Linked DNA regions of Homo sapiens: region 1 is linked to region 2. A link is a contact called in ENCODE Hi-C or POLR2A ChIA-PET data. All regions are on one chromosome and are shown on one strand. Each heading gives the region's core, a stretch centred on a gene start or an enhancer-like site at or near the end of the contact. The rest is flanking DNA. Distances are from core to core; before and after follow the strand shown.

Evidence for each region. A loop is a pair of places that touch in the nucleus more often than their neighbours do. ChIA-PET counts read pairs that join two places held with the same protein, here RNA polymerase II (POLR2A). Pooled maps may share reads with other maps.
Region 1: a map of PC-9 shows a loop between it and region 2 (2.1-fold over the local background). The contact joins the enhancer-like site here to the promoter of ADGRF4 in region 2. A Hi-C loop is called at or near these places in 6 of 168 maps with a recorded cell type or tissue (Caco-2, Calu3, MCF 10A and 3 more), 2 of 37 single-sample maps with no recorded cell type and 7 of 50 pooled maps. POLR2A ChIA-PET finds 5 or more read pairs at or near these places in 5 of 52 experiments (Caco-2, H1, MCF 10A and 2 more).

The regions. Positions count from the first base shown.
Region 1 is chr6:47,736,816-47,743,586 of GRCh38, reverse strand. No RefSeq gene overlaps it. Among named protein-coding and RNA genes, the nearest start is that of ADGRF4, 42 kb to the right of the region's middle. Within about 2 kb of position 1,631, at least 4 of the 41 ENCODE cell types and tissues checked have a DNase peak (open chromatin) inside an H3K27ac peak, as active enhancers do; they include PC-3 and PC-9, where a contact is called at or near this core.
Region 2 is chr6:47,695,426-47,701,762 of GRCh38, reverse strand. ADGRF4 (adhesion G protein-coupled receptor F4) reads right to left here and starts at 3,183. Exons shown (of 10, transcript NM_153838.5): 1 at 2,969-3,183. It also overlaps the pseudogene ADGRF2P.

The DNA of each region.
Region 1 (6,771 bases), core at 382-2,881, 43 kb before region 2:
TCTTTGTGTATTTCCCAAATTTTCTATAAAGATATATATGATTCTACATATGATTCAATTATTAAAAAGAAGTGTTACACTATGTTGGTAAATCATGCCAAAATTCAATATGAAAATGGATTATTAATAAGAAAGAGACTCCTGACATAATAGAAAACCATCAATCTAAAAAAAAAGAGAAAAATAATCTGCACATTTAAAAATTTCAACATATTTTTTAAGTATGGCAATATCTAATTAAGCAAAATTATGTTTCACATATGTAACTTTTCTGGATAATTGAAGCCACTTATTCCCTTTACATTCTCACCATTTCAGTGATCTTAATACTACGACGGTGGAAAATTTTGAATCATGTGTTATATATTTCTTTTTTTTTTTTTTTCTTTTTTTGAGACAGAGTCTCGCTTTGTCGCCCAGGCTGGAGTGCAATGGCGCTATCTCAGCTCACTGCAACCTCCATCTCCCGGGTTCACGCCATTCTCCTGCCTCAGCCTCCTGAGTAGCTGGGATTACAGGCGCCGCTACCATGTCCGGCCAAGTTTTTGTATTTTTAGTAGAGACCGGGTTTCGCCATGTTGGGTAGACTTATCTCGAACTCCTGACCACAGGTGATCCACCCGCCTCAGCCTCCCAAACTGCTGGGATTACAGGCATGAGCCACCGCGCCCGGCCTCATGTGTTATATATTTCTACCCATCATTAGATCAGGAGTCAACATACATGATTTGTAGGATCGTTTGATACCAGGTGCACCGCTTAAGATGTGTGTATTTCCAATTCCTTACCTATAAACTGGAAATAAAAATTCATACTCTGGCTACCATACAAAGTGTTTGGGGGGGTCAAATGAGATAATGTGTATTTAAAAGCCTTCAAAACTAGAAAGTACTTTACAAAAATAAGAAATATAAATTATTTTTGTATTCTAGGAAATTCAGAGCTAATATTGTAAACATCAGTATTTGTTGGATGCTGCATTAAATGAAGCCACATGAGTTGTCTAAATATTCAGTGCTAATTGTTCTTCATTTCATAGGCCAATGTCCCATGTTTTTGTGAATTAAGTCTTCTTTTTAGAGTCTATGCCATGATTATTTCTTAAAAGGCATAAGAATGAATGGGGGAGAGAATCTGAAGATACAGGACTAAAATGTATATGTATATGTGTGTGTCTATGCATGTTTATATATATACAGGCAAACACACTTATATGCACCCTCTTTTTTGTTTATCCATGTTTTAATTGTATTTAAAAAACAGCAGTTCTCTCTCCTTTTAAAAAATTTACTACTCTATTTTTCATATAGTTAAGACTTTGGCCATAAATCTACCCTATATCCTCATGTCAGGAAAAATGCTCTAACTTCTAGTCCTGTGAGACTTCTTCTTTTTCTGCCATGCAGATTCAATCCTCTAGCCCTTCTGTTTCTTCTATACACATGGAAGATACAGGCCTCAATTCTGAGAAGAGAAGCTATGAGAAAAATGAAACAACCACTGACTCCTCAGGGTTATTTTATTTGCACTTTCTGAGTCATTTTGATTCACACAGGTAAGAGTCAGGGTTTAAATTAGACAATTTCTGGCTGGGAAAGTTATACTGTTCCTAAAATGGAATGTGGAGAAAGGAGGTGTGACAATAGTGTAAAATGACTCATCGTCAGCCACAATTAGACTTTCTCCATTGCCTGCCAAGTGCTTAACAGTCCTGGGCTCAGAGCTGCACAGTCTCTGTTAAAGGCCGCCTTGGCTTCTGGTAATCTTCCTCAGTTACTGAAAATTATTGATCCTGTTTCCACACATCTCAATGTTAATCGGTTTCTCCTGAAGTGTCCCCATGGACACCAGAGACCAGCTTGACCTGTTAAATAAGCAGAGTTGATTCCTATTAATATTTTCTCTCTTTTAAGTTGAAGAGTTAGACACCACCAACTGAGGCAACTTTTAATTTGTTCTTAAAATAGGACAATCATTTCTGGATGACCCACCCACATGAGTCCCTATCACTAATAGTGATTCAGCAGTATAACTGGTACCAAGAGAGAAGGCAGGACAGGGCGAGACCTAGATGGAAAGAAAAAGATCGCATAAGAGTTAAAATCATATGGTCATATGGGCTTTAGAATCAATGAATTCAAATCCTTGATCTATCACTTCTCAGCTATTTCCAATTATCAATAAAATGAAATATAAAATATAGATACTCAGTTCTCAATATAGTCCTCTCAAGAATGCAAAGAAAAACTTCCATCATGGGATGCTGGCATTTCTGGTTGCAGCATATATGTAATCTGCATTTAAAAAGTAATAAATTTAAAAATCCAAGGTGCCTAAGAGAAAACAATACAAAGAAACAAATCAATCTGTGTGTTTGCAGTTTTGTTTTTGGCTTTTGATTTGCTAATGCTTTATGAAAATCAAATTCTAGATCAACAGAAGATAGATTTCAACAGCTTCCACGATAGCCTGTGTTCCTTGGGACAGCATTGGCTTTATATCTAATACTTTCCACTGTTTTTTAACTGAGTCTGCTTGAAGGACACACACTGGGTTTCACTGCCTTATTGCATGTCCTGTGGCACCCTGAACAGTGTTAGGCATATAGTAGATATGCAATGAATATCAATTTACTGAAAGAACTCACGATTCTATTGTCCTCAGTGCCTCTGAATGCTTCCTATGACTGTAATGCAAATGTTTGTCTTTTTCTGCAGATGCCATCAGTTAGGTTTGCCCTTTCTAAGGGAACTCAACTGTTTCCTGGAGTGTTGCTATTTGAATTTCATACTTTTCTGTTGTAGAAACAAGATGATGCCCTCAACCCCCATCATTCTGAAGAAAGACAAGTGCAACCAACCTGCTTCTCCAGAGATCTCCCAAGACATCAACAATGGGGTCAAGGAAAACAGACACCCTTAGGGTAAGCCCCACTGCCCCGCAGAGGAAGAGAGAACTAGTATACTTGCTCTAAGAACTCACCTCCCGTTGACCTACAACCTTACCTACCCCCAGCATCAGTGTAAAGAGGGGGCTCTAGAAACTCACCCTCTCTGGCCCCCTCTAGTCAGAGCCTCACCCCACCCTCTCCTTTGGATCCACATTATTCACTTTATTCCTGTTTATGAAAACCACCTCAAAAGCCCCAAACTGCAAGGCCACCCCTCATCTCCCACATTGTGAGGGTCTGCTCATCCCCATTCTGTCCATCTCTTCCACCTTTCCCCCAATTCTGAGATCCTTCCATTGTGCTATTTGGATTCCTAGCAAATCACAGAGGACAAATCCCCCTTATTGCCATCTCTTCTCTGAATGTTCTCTCACTTTCTTGTTCTTCAAACAGAAATCAGGTCCTCGGGAGTCTTTCCACCCCACTGACACCCATGATTCATTGATTCTTAAATCTCGTTGCTGTCCACTGCTCCTGCCCTTCTTGGTGGTTTCACTCCCCTCCTTATGCAGCTGAAACTTCATAGTTAATCCTTTGCATGTACCCTTTTGCCCTTAACCCTCTCTCATTTGCTCCCACTTCCTTGGCAAACCACAAACTTGGCTAAATCCAACATGACATTCCCTGCAGCCCACTCTAGCAGTGGCTGATTTTCCCCCAGACCTGGAAGGGACTAAGTGTCCTCCTTGGCTGCCCACAACCTCCATTGCTGCTTTTGGGCTGTTCTCTTTCCTTCAATTCTGAATTTCACTGTAACTCTCATCTGCTGCCCCCAAGTTCTGCCTCTGCCTCCTTGTTTTCCATAGGAACTCATGGTTCACCGTCACTTCTTACTATTTTGGTGCTAATCCTTAGTCATTTCAATATACATGTAACTGAGACTTTTAACGCCTGGACTACCCCCATGGTCATACTCTAAGACCTCATGATTACCATCCTTTACAGAGCTGTGCACCCTTCACAGCCTCAGGTGTGTACATCCCACTCTCTGCCAGCTGCCTCCTAACTGCAGCTCACTCCCTCTAATGCTTTATGCCAACTGTCTTTCCACCACACTGACAACCAATATTCATCAATTCTTAAATCCCTTTACTGTTCACTGTTCCTTGGTTCCTTGATGGTTTCGCTCCCCTCTTTACGCAGCTGAAACACCATAGTCAACCTTTGCATGCACCCTTTATGCCCTTATCCTCTCTCATTTGCTCCCACTTCCTTGGCAAACCACAAACTTGGTTAAATCCAAATCAGCACCTTCTCTGCCTACAATCTCTTTAAATTTGTGACCACTAAATCAAGTGGCCTCTTTATGCTGCCCAGCAGTCATAAGATACCTTGCTTTCCAAAGTGACTATTCCACACATTCTCTTCTCCTCTGAAATTCCACACTTCCTCCCCCATTCTTATTCTCAGCCAATGATCTTTCTTCTATTTCTCTGAGAAAATAGAAGCAAATGGAAGAGAACTTCCACAGACTCCCACCATCACTGCTGCTCACCACCAGCATCTATGTTCAATGACTCTGACTTTCTACCTGTTACCAGAGCTGATCCTCTGCAAAGCCAGCCCTGACCCTTGGGTACTAGATCATAGCTAAGGGAAGTTTTACATTGCAACTCATTAATTTTTCCTAGCTGCAAGGAGCTTCTAAAAGAATTTGAAAAGGACATTTCATAACAGTTTGTCAGTACAGGAGATTTTACTATTATTAATATACACAACAGATCACAGTGAAGGAAAGACTTGACTTGGGTGGCCATGACAGCTGACTGTGGGCAGCCGTGAAGTAATGGAAAGAACACCAGTTAGGTGTTTCAATGCTAGTGAGTTTAAAGTGACCTTGGGAAATATTCCAGAGTTATAACAAACTGAGTTTGAATCATAATTCTGCTACCAACTGGCTTTACTATTTGGACAAATTATAAAGGCCTTTAGTTTCCTGTACATAACAGTACTGCCTCATGTGTTGTATTGAGGACTAAGTGCACAGAATCATATAAAATGTTTTTTTTGTTTGTTTTTTTTTTTTTTTTTTGAGATGGAGTCTTGCTCTATCGCCCAGGCTGGAGTGCAGTGGCGCTATCTCTGCAAGCTCTGCCTCCCAGGTTCACACCATTCTCCTGCCTCAGCCTCCCTAGTAGCTGGGACTACAGGTGACTGCCACCACACCCGGCTAATTTTTTTTTTTTTTGTATTTTTAGTAGAGACGGGGTTTCACTGTGTTAGCCAGGATGGTCTGGATCCCCCTGACCTCGTGATCCACCCACCTTGGCCTCCCAAAGTGCTGGGATTACAGGTGTGAGCCACCACACCCAGCCTAAAATGTTATTGAAATATATAATTTTCATGTTTAGTTTCTTCTTGATGTGTTCATTTTACATGGTTAAAAAGTAAAAATATTTTAATATCATTTCCATGCCATGGAAAGAAGAAAAGTGACCAAACCTTGCCCCAGCCCCCAAGATGTCCATGTCTTACTCCCCAGAATCTGTGACTACGTTACCTTACCTGGAAAAGAGAGTCTGTAGATGTGATTAAGGATTTTGACATGCAGAAGTCATCTTTTATTATCTGGGTGGGCCCAGTGTCATTATAAGAATGCTTAAAAGTAGAGGCTGGCGCGGTGACTCATTCCTGTAATCCCAGCACTTTGGGAGGCCGAGGCAGGTGGATCACAAGGTCAGGTGTTCAAGACCAGCCTGGCCAATATGGTGAAACCTCGTCTCTACTAAAAATATAAAAATTAGCCAGGCGTGGCAGTGTGTGCCTGTAGTCCCAGCTACCCGAGAGGCTAAGGCAGGAGAATTGTTTGAATCCGGGAGGTGGAGGTTGCAGTGAGCTGAGATCATGCCACTGAACTCCAGCCTGGGCGACAGAGCAAGACTCTGTCTGGAAAAAAAAAAAAAAGTAGAAAAGGTACTCAGAAGAGTGAGGTAGAGGAAGATTGACTACAGAAAAGGAGGTCAAAATGACTCAGTGTGAGAAAGACTCAGTGCATCCTTGCTGGCTTTGAAGATGGCAGAGCAGTGCCAAGACATGTGGGCTGCCTCTGGAAGCCGGACAAGGCAAGCAAGTGTATGCTGCCCTAGAAGCTCCAGAAAGGAACACAGCCCTGCTGACATAGCCCTGCTGACACTTGGATTTTAGCCCAGGGAGACCCATTTTAAACTTTTGACCTCCAGAACTGTAATATAATAAATATGTGTTGCTCTAAGCTACTAAATTTGTGACAATTTTTTATAGCGCTATAGGAAACTAATAAGCATGTGTGTTCAGTACAACCTATGCCTCACCCCCACTTTGCCCTGCTCCTAATGGTAACCACATTTACCATTTTCTGCTTTATTCTCCCTGTGGATATATTTTTAATAAACAAGTACATGTGTGTTTACTCTAGCTTTTTTCTTTCTTATGCAAATATTCTATGCTATATACAACAACTCTGCTCCTTGTTTTTTTTTTTTTTTACTTAACAATGCACATTCTTGTTCTTTCTTTGCCCCACAAAGTAGCCCCACCCATGACACAAGTTTTTGCAATCAAAATGTCTCCAGACCCTGCTAAACATCCCTCCCATTGAAAGCCACGTTCGTAGATGGAATAAATACCTCAATCTGGGGAAACATCTTTACAGGCTGCGGGTACAGAAGAATTTCTTTAAACACAACTTCAAAAACACAAACATAAGGCAAAATGTGGATCAATTTGATGACATCACTTAGGCAGTTGTATCGAGAATTAAACTGTAAGAGGGTAAGAGCTGAATCCAAAGGACCAACCAGGCAGTTCTTAAACTAATTTGGGGAATCCAAGGGCACACAGCA
Region 2 (6,337 bases), core at 1,934-4,433:
AAAACACATTAATCTATCCAGACTTAGGCTACACATGTATTTGTTGGGCATCTACCTAATGCCCGTCACTGTGCTGATATGTTCATGGGAGCTCTTTAAGTCATTCACAGCAAAGCTTGGGTGACCACAAGAAAGAAATCAGTTTCAGAAATGAAGAATTAAAAAGTGAAAGAGAAAACAAGAAGCAAAAGAACTCTTGCCTGAGGCTATCTGTGGCAAGAAGGTAAATAAAGGGTTAGTCATTTATAAATTCCCTCCAATTGCTATACTAGTCACCCAATAAGGGCAGCTCCACATCTCCTTCCCAAGGTGTCTGCAAGATGATTTATTTCAGAGATAAAAGCAACTAAGCCACCTAGAAACGCAGCTTCTTGGGACCTGAAAAAGTCACGTCGCAGGTTCCTTCTCCTCCACTTCCATAACCCGCCTCTTTCTGTGCATGATTATAAAAGTGTTAATTACCCACTATAATTCACCTTTGTTTTTCACACAGTACTAAAAAGCAATTCAAGCCTGCTGAATGGAGGCCAGGCTCCCTGCTCTAACATGGTCATTACAAAGAAAAAGATAACATTTGCTGGTCATTACAAAGAAAATAACATTTGCTGGCCTCAGAGAGTTACAGGCAAACACAGCTAGACCTGATTGTCCCAGGGTGAATGTGTCTAAGGATCTACCTCTCCATCAAGTTTACAGTAATCAGCGACTTTCACACCGCTGCCTAAATTCTAATCACAATGGGTCAACAGAGCACAACAATTTGTGCTCTTCCCCCCCAGAGCCTGAGAGAAATTAGGCCACACCTAGTGAAATAGGCAAAAAAATGTAAACACCTGATGTTTCTCTATCCTCAGCACCCAGCAGAGGATAAGATACAGAATAGACACTCAGTAAACATTTGTTGTATAAGTGAATGAATTGGGAAATGATTCCTGCAGAGTGACATCAGCATCTGAAGTTTTTGCTTTAAAATCATGAGGCAACTTTTCTATCTCAGAGGGTCAGGTGAGCACGTTTGCAACTCTAGATGATTTTGGAACCTGGTGACTTAAGTAGATGCCAGTCCTACTGTGGACCTCCTCTTTATTGTACTGCCTGGAGCCTTATGTGAAAAAAGAATTGAGCAGGAAATAATGCCATGCCAGGTTAGGGATGTCCGCCATGGGCACAAGAGGGTGTCATAACAATGCATGTGTCTTTTTCCACACTGTCTCCATAAGTCAGAACTAATAAAACCCTATTTCTCCAGACAGACCCAGATGACCCCAGCTGTTCTGAAACACCATCTCCTATTTGTCCCATCTTGCTTGTACCTGGAGCAGATTTTCTGAATGAGTTGGAATTTAAAACTACAGTGAGTCTGTCTGGGTACTGGAGCTTCTTTCTGAAACATGCCAGATGGAATTGTAGGGGATGACTCACACAGACTGAGTACTCCCTACCCGTCTGAACACGCTGAGTGCGGCCTGACATCAGGACTCCCAAAGAAAATTTTAAAAGGTCAGCTGGGAACTGTAAGTGTAGTCAGTCAGGAAGGAATGCATCAGAAGGTGTGATCTCGCAAACCTGTTCATGCAAAACACCCTAAGGTGAATGGCCAAGAATATTTGTGAATCAAGGAAATACTTTCCCAAAGGGTTCCTCTCCCCGGAACTGTACCACAAGGTGAGAGGGAGTGCCTCTTCTCACTTTTTTGCCAGTCTTCAAGGTGGCAATTCGCCTCTTACTCCCAGGCCAGACCATTGTCTGATGGGAACAACCAATCCAAAGAGGTTAACTAGAGGGCAAGGAACCTAAGAGTTAAGTGACCCACATTTTGGGGGGGGGGGTGTGTCGTCTGTGTGTGTGTGTGTGTGTGTATGTGTGTGTGTGTTGTTCCCCTAATTCTATAACTGTCTGTCTGTTTCCTCTGTTCCAGTAGTATAATTAGAACTCTGATTATAACATCAGATGGATAAACGAGTTGTTTATGTGTTTAAGACCCAGTATCTCTTGCCCTCATAGCAGAATCTATTTAGTTACCCTTAGAGTTCTCCCTTGCCATGGAAGAAATGCTTCACATAGAGCCTTGGGGGAAAGAAAGATAGAAAAGAACTATTAGAATCAGAAACATCTCATCTTTAGCTACTTTAGATGGCTTCCAGCCAATCTGTTTGTAGCCCAGCATCTCTTCTAAAAATTGGAATCTGGATTCAGATTCTGATAGGTTTCAAGAATCACATAATTTCAGAGTTGGAAGACAATTTCAGAGTTAGAAGACATCTAGATATCTCACCAACTATCTTGATACTTATAAAATTTTAAAGAAATTTATACGCCCAGCAATTGCCTCTGGTCCATGAAGAAAGCTCATGATGTGCTGACACTGAAAAACAAACAAACAAACAAATAAACAGCACCTAATGATGCAACACTTTAGACCTCTCACAACTGTCTTCAGAGTATAAGGAATATAGACCTTCAAGTAGCATAGAATTGGCCACTTGAAACAAGGGAAGATGCCTTTGCAAAAACGTGTTTGGCAGTAACTGGAGAAATGTTTTTTTAAATTGATACAATGATAGCTTTTTCAGGCTCACTAAAAGAAGAAACTAATCAAGAACACTTTTAAAACAACATCCAGCTTTACATTCAGTCTAAAAGACAGGTATTGAAATTTATCAAGCAAGGGGACAATGCAGGGACAGTGAGTTTATTTGCCTGACAGGATACTTTGCATTTTCACTCCTAGGAGTGAGCCATTAAAGCCTGACAAACAACTCTTAAAGAAAAACAAACGTAAAAGAGGCTTAGGAAATACTCCAACCTTGAGCTAGCCAATTTCTAAATCATGTTAGAGAAGTTTCCAGAAGAATCAAGCATTCCAGAAAATACCATCATATATCACGCATTTCCCCCTCCTGGAATATGTGCAAAAACAAGCCTTTCTTCAACAGGAAAATGGTGCTGGTGTAGGACATCTACTCACGGCATCCAGGAAGTAGATCTAGCAGCCCAGAGGTGGAGAATCACCCAGCAGGAAGGTCAGAGCTCAGCTCCCTAGCATGATGCCTCACCATCACGTGGCACCTCCCACGGTCCCTGGTCAGTGGCTGTGATCTGTCTTCTCCATTTTTGAAATGGGAGTCCAAGGGGCCCAGTGAGAACTGACTGCCTGTTGCGAGAAGCCGATCTGAGAACTGTAAAGTTACCCACAGTTTCAAGGCTTGTGCAAGTCTGTGATTCACTCCACTATGGGTCCATGAAGCACGCCTAAGAGAAATTACAGGTTTCTCCTGTCTGAAGCAAATCCATTAAAGTGAGTCACTTGTTTGTCTTTCAGTTCTTCATCCTTATCTCAGATGATTGCATGAGACTCTGCTTGCATCTGCTGCACTGGGATAATTGGAAGGAGGGTGATAAAATGCAAGGTTATGCCACTATTGTTGATGATTTTTAAAGGCTGATACTTTTTTTTTTTGCCTGTTCTGATGTTGAACTTGGAGGAAATTGGCTGATAAACTGGTGCATCAATTGTGATCTAATTCCTAACCTAGCAACAGAGAGATTTCTGTTTTATTTTTGTAATGACCGGGACAAGGAGTTCTCACTGAGCCACTACATGACTGTGGTAATTCAGACACAGAAGACACTGTGTCCACTTGTGGGGAATGCACACGGTTTGACTTTGGACAGGGGAGCCAGTTTGCATTGTTCTGCTAACCACCAAACAGTCCCACACATCCTAGTTCTACTGTTGTCTACTCACAGGCCTTCCTTCCCCAAAGATCTAAAGCAAACCCTCATTTAGATATTTCCAGGAGAAATGTGGACAATAAGGAGAGGTAAGTGAGGAGGCAGTTTTGTTATGGGTTTTATAGCAATGAAGGTCAAGGAGGTGCTGTTTATGGAAATGGGTCAGCTCCATTTAGGTCAGTAGTTAAGAAATGGCTCATTTGGGAAGTGGAAAAGCCAATATCAAGCCATTGTGTAATCAAAGGACTTTTTATTGCACATATTTACCGAACATACTCTATGTACAAGGCACCATGCTCTGCACTATGGGCATACAAAAGTGAGTAACACAGTGAGTAACAAAAGTGAATACCCCATTCCCCAAAACATATACATATGCACACAAAAAGACCAAAAGGAAATAAACAATATAACACAAAAGTGAAGGACATAGATTATAAAATTACAGGAAATCAGGTGGGGAGAATCAGCGCTTCTGGTTGGACCAATCAGGGAAGAATTCTTGAAGAAGGCAGAAAGTGAGGGAGAGCTCAGGCACACGTGCAGTGAGCAGATCCCTGTGATGTGTACTCTTTCCTGGCCAGGTAACTGTGTATTATGACCACAGTAATGAATGAAAGGATTTTTCAATGGTAAGCTCAACAGATTTTGCTGGCTGATACCCCTAATGTTGAACAGACCAAATCAAATGCTTAACTCTTTAATTTGGAAGTCAGTGAACTAGTTCCCATGAGGGTGTCTTCAGCCAAACTTATGCATGGGGTCATGGCTGTGTGTTTGCTTGTGTTTGCATGTGGGTGGGTGGGTTCATGTATTCACAGGACTCTAATTTAAAAAAAACAACTAAAACTAACATGTGAATTTGAATGAGCAATTATTATGAGCCAAGTACTATACTACTTTACCTACATTTATCCACTTAAAGTCTCAGGGATTTAAATGGCTTTCCCAAGAATCATTATGTATTAAGTCTGATACTTAAAAATCTGCCTTGGATACTATCAGTACCAATTTCTCCTAGAGTCACCTGACCAAATCACTTTCTTGGTGCGGTGTCAGCAGGAAACTGAATGTGTCTCTACCCAGGGTCATCCAGAGTCAACCTAATCCATGCAGTTCCTTGACATTTTTCAAGATGGTGTAGAGTGGGCTTTGGGATGCAGGAGAGAGGGCATAGCTTCTTCCAGGAATTCCCAAATAATTCCAGAGTTTTTCTCTAAGCATCCTTGGGGTTTCTTGGTTAATGATGAAGCTAAGGTGGGGTTTCTTTCCAACCATCCTGTCTCAGGGAGTGAGTATAGCTGAGTAGTGAGTACTTCCATAATAGATGTGACTGCTCAAGACACAAAGCAAATGCTAGGCCAATCCCTCCCTCTCTCCCTAGTGCTCAGAGCTGTTATCTGTGAAATGAAGCAATTGGAGTTCATCTTTTATAAAATTTGTCCAGAGTTACCATCCTATAACTATATTTGCTTCATGAAATTCCATTTTCACTTCAATATATGGACTCTGGGTAAGTGACATCTCTTTGTACCTAAGCCTGCATTGAGGAAAACCAGGACTATGTCTATCTCACCCCTTCTCTTGAAAAGAACATACAAATCTATTGGTAAATGGTAAATTAAAACCACTCTCTGACTTTATTTGTGAAGGATGCTTTTGTTGTCCCAAGATAAGCAATGCCATTTGAAAAATGACTATTTCTCCAGGTTGATGCATTTTTTTTAACTTCAGATTGATGCTTTTTGTCTGCTCAAACTTTCCTACTTATAGGAAGATTATTTGTAATAAGAAACAAAGAAAGAAAGAAAGAGAGAGAGGGAGAAAAAAAGAAAGAAAGAGAAAGGGAGAAAGAGAGAGAGAGAGGGAGGGAGGGAGGGAAGAAGGAAGGAAGGAAGGAAGGAAGGAAGGAAGGAAGGAAGGAAGGAAGGAAGGAAGGAAGGAAGGAAGGAAGGAAGGGACTGCACTCATACCTAAGGTGAGCCCCACTTTCTCCTTTGTAATGAAACGTCATCAATACTGACTTCTTGTTGGGATAATTAAAGGCTGCCCATTGCCCCTTTGCCTTCATCCACTAGTTAGATGCTGCTGCAGTCATCTATGTCCTTGCTTTGTAAAGAGGTTTTTTTTTTTTCCTCAAAGAGCTTCTACCTACAATACTGTTCTATCAGGTAACACCTGGTTTGAATGTTGAATTTGTTTACATACAGGTTAAGAAAAAGAGCAGCTCTGAATTGGAAATGTGATATTTCCTCTCTCCAATCCCAGGTATCAAAAAAGCATATTGTTGGTGAGGATTGACCTTACATTGTCAGTGTAGGCAGAAGATCTTTCAGTGTCTATATGGTCTTGAAGAGGAAGTACAGGGCTGGGAGCCAGCACACTTGGGTTTCTACCTCTGGCTCAGTCCTCGATTAGCATTGACTCACAACTCCAGACTTCCATCTCCTTAACTGAAAATGGTCATCTTTCTGTCTCAAAAGCTCTATGCTTTTCCCCTTGGTTCATGGCCAAGGAAGTTGTATCTAAGCCTAAACCAAGTTGACAATCCAATCTATTTAAATTTGAAAAAGTGGATATACTGGCAGTGGATTCCTTTTGA